Regions from separate parts of the Homo sapiens genome. Here all the other regions are linked to region 1. The links are chromatin contacts, found by Hi-C or POLR2A ChIA-PET in ENCODE. All regions are on one chromosome and are shown on one strand. Each heading gives the region's core, a stretch centred on a gene start or an enhancer-like site at or near the end of the contact. The rest is flanking DNA. Distances are from core to core; before and after follow the strand shown.

Region 1 (3,577 bases), core at 542-3,041:
GAGAGCACAGACAAAATTAGGAATAATTGTCCCTGAGGAAAACCAAGGATGTCTTCATGGCACAGGCCACTGAAAAATGAGAGTTCTGATAGGTACAGAATGGGGAGCAAAGTGTTAAGGGAAAAACGAAATCTGGGCAAAAGCACTGAGCATGAAAATACAGGTTGGCTGAAAGAAGAGAGGTAGGGAACGGGTACATTAGGAGTTGGGGGTGAAAGTAGTAAAAGTAAAGGCTGTAAAGCTATTTCAGGACCTTTCATGAAGGGATCTGAATGATATTCAAATTCATTTGAGTTTTATTGAACAAGAGAGTTCGCCAAAAAACTGGTGCTTATGCAGCACACCTGATCCTCAAATAATGCTGAATAATGGCCAAAAATAAAAGATTCAGAGTTAAATGCAAATTATTACTCAAATTCCTGAAATAAAAAGTCTTGACATGAATTAATAAGCGAAAAGAACCTAACCCAAGAGTAGAAAGTAGCTTCTGAGCTTGTTTCTTAAATAATGAAATATTACCCAATTTATTGACTGAGAACTGAAAATAATTTAGGATAATCTGTTGTGTCCTTTGATTGTCTTCCATGCAAGTCAGAGTATTTCCTAAACATATTATTTAGCAGTGCCTCATATCACCCTTGAAAGGCAAGAGACAGACTACAGTATTATTACCCCCTTTTTATCACAGGGAAACTGAGGAACAAGAAGACAAAATTACAGTATGGTCACAAAAGCCATCATATTTTCTAGGACTTTAATTAAAGGCTCCAAGCCTACATTTCATCTTTTATTCTTCGCACCATCTGAATACTAGAATTATCTTTTACTATCGTCTTAACTGGAAAAAATAAAAATATCTAAACTTTAACATCATTTTCTCAATTTGGTACTGTCACAAAAAAAAAAAAAAAACAGTTTTAAAAGTCTGCCCTTGAAATGATATTTGCAAGAACAGCAAGGTGTAAGCAGTAACCCAACCTCCAAAAAATACAGTTGTAAATCTTACAGCTGTAATATAGTTGTAAATCTTAAGACAGGTCAGGAATCCTAGACCCAGCCTTTACTTTGAACATCTGGCAGGCCTCAGGGAAATAATGGAGATTCGTGTCTGTAAACAGTCTTTGCAGATGCTCTGATGAAAAGGTGCCCTAAGAGGCCCAGAACAGTGGTATCACTGCACCCACTACTGCAAACATGAAATCCTCCTCTGTCCCTCCCTGCATTGCACCACGAGACTCGTGGCACACACGGAGGCCTGTGCAAGAACCTCTCGACGATTCCTTTAAAATGTGGTAATATAAGGACGCCTTTGGTGCTGGGCCTCCGTAAACACTGAGGATACCGGATGTGGCCAGGCACACCTCAAAGTCTTGGCTCTCCAAAACCAGGGCCTGGTCGAGAGTTTTATTGGACACCGAGTTCCTGCGAATATCTCACTTTTCACACAGGCACTGCCAATCCCTACCCTCCAGTACCCTTCCTCAGCCTCCTGCCCCACTCTCGCCGCGAGTGTGGGCGTCCCAAAGAGCTAAGGAGGGTAAGGTTGGTTAGAGCGCAGGGGCCAAGGCCGCGGCAGCGAGGCCGTCCAGCGCGGGCTAGGATCCCGCCAGCCCAGCCCTGGAGCCCGGCCGCCTGGCCCCAGCCCTGGCCCGGGCCAACGCGCCGCCGCCACCGCCTATCAGCGGAGCGCAGGGGCGGGGTGCTGTCCGGACTAGGCTGCCGGGCCGGCGGGCGGGGGCGGGCGGGGACGGGCGGGGGACCGACCTCTGCGCAGCCCAGGCCGCCGCGCGCACACACCGGGCCCGGCTCCTGAGGGCGCCAGCGCGGCCCCGGGGAGCGCGAGGAGCCGGCGAAGCGCGCGGCCTGCCGTTGGCGGCCTGGTCCGCAGCGCCCTGCGCCCACCCGCCCCGGACGTGGGGCCCAAGCCCCCGTGAAGATGGTGTCCTGGATGATCTCCAGAGCCGTGGTGTAAGTGCCTCTCACTGCGCCCTGCAGCCGGCGCGAGGCCCAGGGGAGCTGTGGGAAGGGGAAGGAGCCGAGAGGAAAGGGAAGGCCTGGGCCTGGGCGGGGACGGGGTAGCCCGGCCTCGGGCCTGCCGAGGGTCTGGGGGAGCCCTCGGCTTCCTCACCTTGGTCCACGTCGCTGCGGAGCTCCCTGCGACGGCCGAGGGCCTAGCTGCGGCGACTGCGGCTGCGACGGCGGCGGCGGCTGTGGCGCTGCTCGGCTGCGTGCGGTGCGGCGCGGCGCCCCTGCTCCGGCGGCGCTGGGTGGGCAGGCGCTCAGGGCAGGCGGCGCGCGCTCCCCGCTCCTGCTCCCCGCGCAGCGCGGCACCGCCCTGCGGGCCCGGGAGCGGCGCGCCTCGCAGCTGCTCCCTGCGCAGGCTCCGCAGACGCCGAGCGCGGGAGGCTCCGCGATCCTCCCGAGGATGCGACGGCAGTGCCGAGCCTTTGTATCCCGCGGCTGATGCGTTGCGGTGTCTCTCTTGGCGGCTGATTGCCATTCGGTCACGTGTGGTAGGAGGAGAGATTTGTCTAAAAACCGGAGACCGCTCCCAGCCCAGGATCCCTGGGAAGGGTCCTAGTTTTCCCAAGATTTGCAGCTTACCGAGAAAGGTGACACCGGCTGCTCGCCCAGATCCCCGAATTCGGCCCTGTCTCGGCGGAAATATTTGCTAAGTGATTGAAAGGCTGCAGGTGCCTGTTGCCTTTGTTCAAATTATGGGTTCATTTCATTGTTCTCCTACCAACAAGTGCTACAGGTCTGTAAGAAAAAGAAATTCCTTGAGTTGGTGGTGTTAATCGTGTAAATGTATTTGAATACAGTTTAAACTGATTTTCTCTCATCTCCATTTTACCCCTCTCCCCGATTAAAAAAAAAGTCACCAAGTAAACAATGACGTAGTTACAGCTAGGGCCTATGAATTCATTATTCACCTCTGTAGTAGTGTTATCTCAGAAGGTTTCATAAAGGTATATGAAAAAATGTTTATGTGAGGGGGCAGGCTTCTCTGATAAGCTTTAGAATTTAGGAAAAATAACATTACCAGACTTTTTGTTAAAAGGAGCTAGATTTTCTGAGTTTGGGGTTTATTTTGTTTGGAAGTGAATTACTAGCCCTATTTAATCAGATTTGCAGCACAGCATTCAAAATTTTTCATTTGATTAAATCGCAAAGTTTCTAGTTTTAAAGCCTCAGAGCTTCCTGTGTTCCCCTGTACGAAACTAAAAATCAAGATATAAACAAAAGGATACCACAGATGCCTTCAGATTGTTTTTCAGCCTTTTCCTGGCCTCTCTTTTGAGTCTGTCATTTATCTAATTCAGGCATACCTTTCTTGACCTAGTAGATGTCTATCAACTGTTGTGTCCACACCTAGAAAATCAAGTGCCCTATTAAGAAGCTGTACTTTACAAAAAAAAAAAAAAAAGCCTCTGGATTTCTTTGACCAGTTCTTCAGCTGACAGAAAATTGTGAAGCACTTTTAGACTTTTGTTTTTCATAATTGCCAATGAATATGAATGTCTGTTCTAGGTGCTACCTATAACACAAAGGTCAGTAACACGTAGTTGATCATGGG
Region 2 (3,577 bases), core at 530-3,029, 1.7 Mb before region 1:
ATGCATGTTTACTTGTGCTCCACCCTCTACTAGACTGTAAAGTCCTGAGGGCAGGGACTTTGCCTTCTTCCCCGTAAATTCCCCAGGGCCTTGGCTAGTGTCAGGGCCTTGGCTAGTGTCTGACACAGAATACATGCTCAGTACTTCTGTTGACTAATGAACGATTTCTGCTTAGAGGATTGACTGCCAATCACAATAGATATGAAACATAGCAAAAGTCACCCTTCTATAATCATACAATGTTAGATTTTGAAGTGATCTGATTCAAGATCATCATCCAATATTATTGGGCCCATCATTTCCTAGCTGTGTAACTTGGGCAAGTTCCTTAATCTGTTACTCTAATTCCTTCCCTATAAGGAATATTGTAGATGCATGATCTACCTCAGAGAACTGTTTGATGATTAAGTGGCTTAATGTATATTCGACACTTATTGGGCATTAGATTTAAGACCGAAAGGTAAGTAAATTACCCCCAAGATTGCCCAGCTAGTTAAAAACAGAGCTGGGACTGGAACCCATATGTCTTAGCTTTCCCGTCTTCCAAAATAGTTGTTTGATGGCTGCTCAGAAACTGATGGAGAACAGAGTTTTCTTCTGCAAGGATACCAGCACAGCTTCAACAGTCACGTTTTTAGGGGCAAACATCTCTTTCCTCTTACAGGTGGCCTCTAAGCCCCAACCTCTTTACCTCCTTCTAGCTTCCAAATCTTCCAATCTTTGAATGTCTACTACTCAAAGCAATTTTTCCCAAAGTATATTCCTCAGAACATTCACTTAAACATCCAGCGTAATTTCTAGGTTTAAAAATAATGAGGATGACCAACTGACAGGATAAGAATTATGAAGGTAGTGTTTGAGTAACAGAATAAAATGTTTGGAATATTTCTCTAGGATAATAATGACATATTTTGTTTTTTAAAAATTGGCTTGGAGAATGTTTTTATTTTTTAAAAAATTATTCCTTAGCCAAATATATTTGAGAAATAAGACATCTCTTAGAAAGGGACTATGCAAATTAGCATATAGAGGTTACTAAGGAGTTTTGCATCTAGACACTTTTTAACCCAGCAGTTCCAGAGCATAATGAAATATGAAAACATTTCTCAGCACAATACTTATTACCATCCTTGGAATGCCACAAAACACATTTTAAGAAACACCAGAATTGATTTTTACCCCAGGCATCAAATGGAAGGGACATATGTTAACGCAAGCTCTATGAGAGCAGGTTTTTCTAGTTTTTTCACTGCTTAGGACAGTACCTGGCACACAGTAGAGATTAACTGATTATTTGTTGAAGAATATATGCTCATGGAAATAGCAACTTGGGATTTGGGACATCAGCCCCTGGTAGAGAAGAAGCCAGCACATTAGGTTGTGGGTCTCTGATCTGGTTGTTCTCAGCCAGAAGGTCCCCATGGAGTTGGCTATCCTAAAAGAAGAAGGCCCCCATCCACCCAGGAAGGGCTTCTTGCCAACCAAGATGGCAGGTCCCCACCAGAGTAGAACAGGCATGCAATACAGGCCACAGCTGCCTAATTCACTGGTATCAGTATTTCCACGGATGCCAGTCTTCATGACTTCCACACAAAAATCAGGTTCCCTTACAAATCTGAGTCAATAGGCTTTAAACTGAGCACTCATGAAAGAATAAACTCCACTCCCCTACTCACAGCCAGCCCTCTGGCCTTGTCTAGGCCACGGCCAGGAGCACTAGGGAGGGAAAAGGAAGGTAGCTTCAACTTTTCCTGGCAAAGTGGCCTTCCTTTTCAGAACCTGTAGCTCAGCTAAGTGGAGACACCTGGTGTTTGTTGTTGCAACTTCAAGAACAATACATTAAGACTCGGGGCAGAAAATCAGGCTTTTCATAAAAATTGTGTCATCAAAAAGACGGTTCAGGAAGAAAAAATGCAAATGGCAGCCCAACTCACCCCTACAAGACTTTTTCCCCCTCAATATTTCTACCATCTGAATAGCTTTTCTCCGTATTCCTGTATGTAAAACATGGGGGAAAAAAAACACAATAGCAAGGCACCTAAAATTTGTGAGAATCCAGAAAAGAGAAGAAATCATCTTTCCTGGTTGCTCCATTTTGTCAGGTGTTAAATCAGAGTGCTAACTTTTGTATAATAACTGTTTGCTAATACTTAATAAGTAGCCGGTGTAACACAGTTCCAAAAAATTTTTTTGTTGTTGTTAAGCCTATGCAAGGCCAAAGGAGTATTAAAGTTTCACTACGGAAGAAATATGGCCACTGCCAAGAACTGATTAGTCATAAAATCCGAGGCATTATCATCATCCATCATTGCCTTTCTTTTAATGACTGAACTAAAAAGAGAGACATCAAAGTTTTCAAAATAAGGTTATAAAAATGCTGTACGCAGATGAGGCCTCCAAATATTTTGATAGAACCTGAACAAAAAAAATATAGAAAAATCATTGAAACAAATCACAAAACATATGTTGTTATGTTTTGCTCTAAAAAGCATGAAGTTTATCCAGAACCCTATTATGGTAACTGCTTAGCTTTTCATGCATTCCTAAATTACCATGTAATCTAAAACGTTGTTTTCAGCTGCCCTGTATTGGAAAGTCCCTTAAAATAATCAGGATGATTACAGGCTAGTATTCAGAAAGAAACTTGCTTGTATTATTGTAAATGAAAGTATTATTTATCGGGCAGCCTCCTTTAAAGAAAAAAAAAAAACCCTATCTCAGAAGCACAGAAATACAATGTATTCAGGAAATACCTAAACCAAGGATTGCATTTTGGGCTCTCTACATTTTCAAACACATGGATAGTTGGTGTAAAAATATGTTCTTTTTCTGCAGGGACTTGACTGTAATTAGTGTGTGCCAAAACTCTCTCACAGAGATTTCATTGTCTTATCTACTTACATCATCTTAATGCGATTTTATTTTACTTTGTCAAAGTCATATTAATGTAAATGTGTTCTTGATAGCAAACAGAGTTCTTTTTTATGCAAAACAGGATTCAGCTGACTCTAATAAAACAGCTTGCAGTCTATTAGACTATAACAGTAATGTGCTTATTTTGTTTCTCAAATCAAGACTGTGTCAGAAAGCTATAGATGGAGATTTGTCTTGTTTTTCACAATAATTGCTAGGGTGGGGTTACATTATGATCTTTAAATGAATAGTATCGCTTAGAACAAACACTTCATATATCTTTTATCTTCCCCGGCATACAGTTCTGAGTTTTCTTTGAAAATGCTGCGCTACTTTTCCACATAAGTCATCAGAATGTTTCCAAAGAATTTTAACTGCCAGATTAATTATATCTTGCAAACAAAGATAGATTGCTTACATTCTTTATTCAGAATTCCTGCCAGTGTGGAGCAACTGGCAACAAATTAATTTCTTTTGCAACCATGCAAAATGTTTTGCTATGAAAAGCTCTGGAAGGTAAATGGATCCTTTTAAAAAAAAAAAAAATCAGGTTGCTCATTCTGAAAGGCTAATCTGTAAGCAAAGAACACAGGATTAAATGAATTTGACTACTCCCCCCCACCCCGCCCTCTTTTTTTAGCATCTATGTTATAACCCTCCCATA
Region 3 (3,577 bases), core at 344-2,843, 1.1 Mb before region 1:
GTAGGCCATGTCATGTACACCTGGGCATGTGTCTGAGAATACTCCCTGGCAAGAGAGTCTGAGGTTAGAGGAATAGTTAATTGATAATTAATTGTGGGGGCTTGGGAAGAGGAGGAGGAATGACCCTGGCAGAGGGAACAGCATATCCAAAAGTAAGTGTGGCTCAGTGCAAAAATGAAGGAAGTTAAAATAGACATAAGAAATGGTTTGTTGATAGTAGATTATAATACATGATAGGATCAACGTGTTGTCACTCATTAAAATGCATAGTTCAATGCCTGTGCAAAATTGCAGTGAGCACCACAGTGCGTGAACGCATATTTCCATTACTCTCTGCACATGCTTCTAGGGTGTATTGGTCACATGATAGCATGTCTTTGATTTTTCTGAATTAACCTGTCTTTAACCCATCTCAGAAGAAGTAACTGAGAGGATTCCATCTGTAAAAAATGAAATAATATTATCTATTTTTCAGACCATATGGTCATCCTGTAAATTAATGAACGCATGTGTGAATGGATATAACTGAAGGTTTGGCTCTCTGGAAAGGGCTTTTTCCCTCATTGCTCCTCTTCTACTGTGTTGGTTTCTGGATACCTATCCATCTGACAGATTTCCAGATCTGGAAATCATTCTGCATAATAATGAGCTTCAAGGTCAGTTTCTTATATTGTACTGGTATTTTTTTTTTTAGTGTCAAATATTGCTTTAAATAAGCATGTTTTCTACTGAAGCCTAAAACCTCTGATTTAATAATATTTGGCCTTTTTTTTTTTTTTTAAATAAAGAAGAAGTCGAAGATGGGGCCGGAAGTGGCTTAGAACCAGTTAAATTTCCCCAACACTGGTCTGCACCCACACCCTGATTGAGTTTCACTCAGGTTGGCCCTTATCTTCTCATCTGGCCTTCCAGCTTTCACACTGTATTCTGAGTCACAGGGTTGAGAACCAGAAATAAAACCACACAAGTCTTCTACTGTTCTGTCCGATAGCATCATATTATTCTTCTTCTTAGTCACTTTTAACTAGCTTTGTAATTACGTGTTTATTTCGGTATTTCCTTCTTTCATTGTTTGACTCTCTCACTACATGTATCCATTATATGCTAACGTAAATAACATATTTTTATGAAAAATAACTGTTTTCCCAAAAATAATTTAGTGAAAAGAGCGGTATTGTTTTAAAAGTTTATGTGTGGCTTCATAGAAGGCAGCTGGACTTTGGTAGTTCCACATTCAGTCTGTTGCAAATTTGTTGTTTTGGTTGAAACAGATGAAGAAAATCTAGTCTCCCACAGATACATAGTAGGAAATGGAGGGGTATTTTAATAGCCTTCTCAGATAATCATGGATATTTTGCTTTGATGCTGTGCCAAATGTGACAGTTGGTAGTTTCTTAAAGAGTCATTGCAATGTGGGATCTGAAACCATATCAGTGAACATTTTGTACTTTCTTACGTTGAAATCTATTGGTCTGTCTTGCACTTTGAATGGATATTTTATTGTTTGGAGTGTAATTATGAAAGAGGTTACAAATGCAATGTGTTTAACCCCTTTTCTTTTCCATTCAGAAAAACCCCAAGATTCTTTGGGGAAATAAGAGGTGGTTCTGGATATTCATCCAGACTGAACAGGATGTGAATGAACGGTGGATCTGAGATGTACACACATGATATTCCACAATTAGTCACTTGGTTTTGATCCCTTTTTCATCTAACAAAGATACCCTACACAATCTCAGTATGATGAACTTCTCCAGTCTTTCTCTTGTGTTTAACCTGTCTTTTAAAACAAAATCATAGGATACCATCAAGCTTGTTTTAACTGTTTTTTTCCACCCTAGTTGATGTAATACATCTACAAACTGAAATTAGGTTAGCAGTTTGTGCCAGGTTGGTTGAAAAATACAGAAGGTATTAACTTCTCAGCTTCAGGGCACAAGATAATTGGTTGAGAGAAGTTAGAAAAAAGATCCTTCTTTTCTGTGACATGGCATAACATTCCAGGAGCGTATTAAAATTAATATTAAAAATTAATATCAGCATTAATATTAATTTTTAAAAGTTTCATGTAGAAACAGTGGCAAAATATGTGATTGAAAAATACAGCCACAATCATAAAAGGTGTTGCATTCAAATTTGTTCTCTTGCTTTTGTGATGCTAATCCCCTGAGATTAAGCCATCAAATGTTGCTGTCTTCGCATATGCTAGACTGTATAGCATGAAAGCCCTGGAATGGTAAATGTGCACAGAGATAAATGACAGGAAAAAAATATACTGGATATTGACAGTAGTTGCTTCTGAGTGGTGGGATTTTGGGTCATTTTTAGTTTCTTCCTTGTCCTTTATAAACATTAATTACAACAAATACTTATTCAATATTGTGTGTCAAACACAAATGTGTTGAGTGCTGGACTTAGAACAGAGAACAAAAGCTGATTCTGTCCCTGCCCAGTTGAATCCTCCAAAAGGTCAATTTTTATATTTTCCTTAATATATGTGAACCATTTCCATAATAAGATGTAGGAAATATTGACCGAAATGAATTTTTAAAAATGGTACTTTTTTTTTTAACTTTTGGTTGTTTGCCCTGTAAGTACAGTTTGGAGACAGTTGCATCATTCAGTTATCCTAAATATCTCCCAGGAAATCTCTACAACAGGCTTGTAGAAATTTGGATTCTCAGACTCCAAATGAATTGAAGCCTTAATGTTGGAAATAAGAAGTAGTAACCATTTTCCTGTGGTGTATTTCCAGAATACTCCATCCCAAAGGACCTAAACCATAAGCAAGAACCATGAAAGGGCTGGGGATGCATTCACATGGGCCCGCCACTCGTTTGCTGCTAGTTAAAGTTTGTGGCTCATGTAGGAAGCAGATCAAAGTGAATGACGGTAGAGCTTAAAAATTGGCTTGTGTTCATGGCCTGAATAATGAAGACCTTGAAAAGTACACATCTTCTATTGAGGGCTAATATGGAAACATCTGGAAATAAACTTGAAACTTGACGATGAAAAAAATTCTTTTCCAGAAGGACTCTTATTTCTTGTGTGTGGATATTTCTTAGCTACTGAAAGATGATGGAATTATTATGGAATTAGGGTTTATGTTTGATCCTGGTTGGGAAACTAGAAAAAACAGGGGCTGGTATCACTAGCATTTCTTTGAGTGAATCATTATTAGAGCCAGCCTGTTGTCTGTTTTTATACATATGTAATTCCCAAAGTTTTGTAAGGATGTGTGATTCTATAGGAAGTGTCAGAAAAGTTTCAGTATGGCCATGTGTGGCGTAATGTATTTGTGAGAGAAAAATCATGACTAATTGTAAAAGTGGCACACTGACTATTAGTACAGAAGAAAAGAGCTGGAGGTCACTACCAGCTATTTTGCAAAGATCTTATGTAAAACTCTGACTTCCTGAGCTAGACTTCCCTGAAGTTCTACTCCCAAGAGAATTACAGAGCTCAGTGGAAAATAAAGATCAAGTGGAGGTTGAGAAGATGTAGAGAAGCCAATGAATTTAATTAACTGTCTAGAACAACTGAATGAGGTTGGATTAACAAAAATTAGCATTCACGA

The links. Hi-C counts contacts between places; a loop is a spot of excess contacts on that map. ChIA-PET counts read pairs that join two places held with the same protein, here RNA polymerase II (POLR2A). Pooled maps may share reads with other maps.
Region 2: a map of ascending aorta shows a loop between it and region 1 (4-fold over the local background). The contact joins the enhancer-like site here to the promoter of REEP3 in region 1. A Hi-C loop is called at or near these places in 1 of 168 maps with a recorded cell type or tissue (ascending aorta). POLR2A ChIA-PET finds 5 or more read pairs at or near these places in 1 of 52 experiments (BJ).
Region 3: a pooled map shows a loop between it and region 1 (6-fold over the local background). The contact joins the enhancer-like site here to the promoter of REEP3 in region 1. A Hi-C loop is called at or near these places in 4 of 50 pooled maps.

The regions. Positions count from the first base shown.
Region 1 is chr10:63,519,610-63,523,186 of GRCh38, forward strand. It overlaps REEP3 (receptor accessory protein 3), which reads left to right and starts at 1,792. Exons shown (of 8, transcript NM_001001330.3): 1 at 1,792-1,968. The coding sequence starts at 1,937. It also overlaps a transcript of JMJD1C not described here. RefSeq lists an enhancer at 988-1,037 and a silencer at 1,428-2,477.
Region 2 is chr10:61,833,497-61,837,073 of GRCh38, forward strand. The region is part of intron 2 of LINC02625 (long intergenic non-protein coding RNA 2625); the gene reads right to left. Among named protein-coding and RNA genes, the nearest start is that of LINC02625, 33 kb to the right of the region's middle. Within about 2 kb of position 1,780, at least 11 of the 41 ENCODE cell types and tissues checked have a DNase peak (open chromatin) inside an H3K27ac peak, as active enhancers do.
Region 3 is chr10:62,383,343-62,386,919 of GRCh38, forward strand. The region is part of intron 2 of ZNF365 (zinc finger protein 365); the gene reads left to right. Among named protein-coding and RNA genes, the nearest start is that of ZNF365, 11 kb to the left of the region's middle. RefSeq lists an enhancer at 274-1,473. Within about 2 kb of position 1,594, at least 5 of the 41 ENCODE cell types and tissues checked have a DNase peak (open chromatin) inside an H3K27ac peak, as active enhancers do.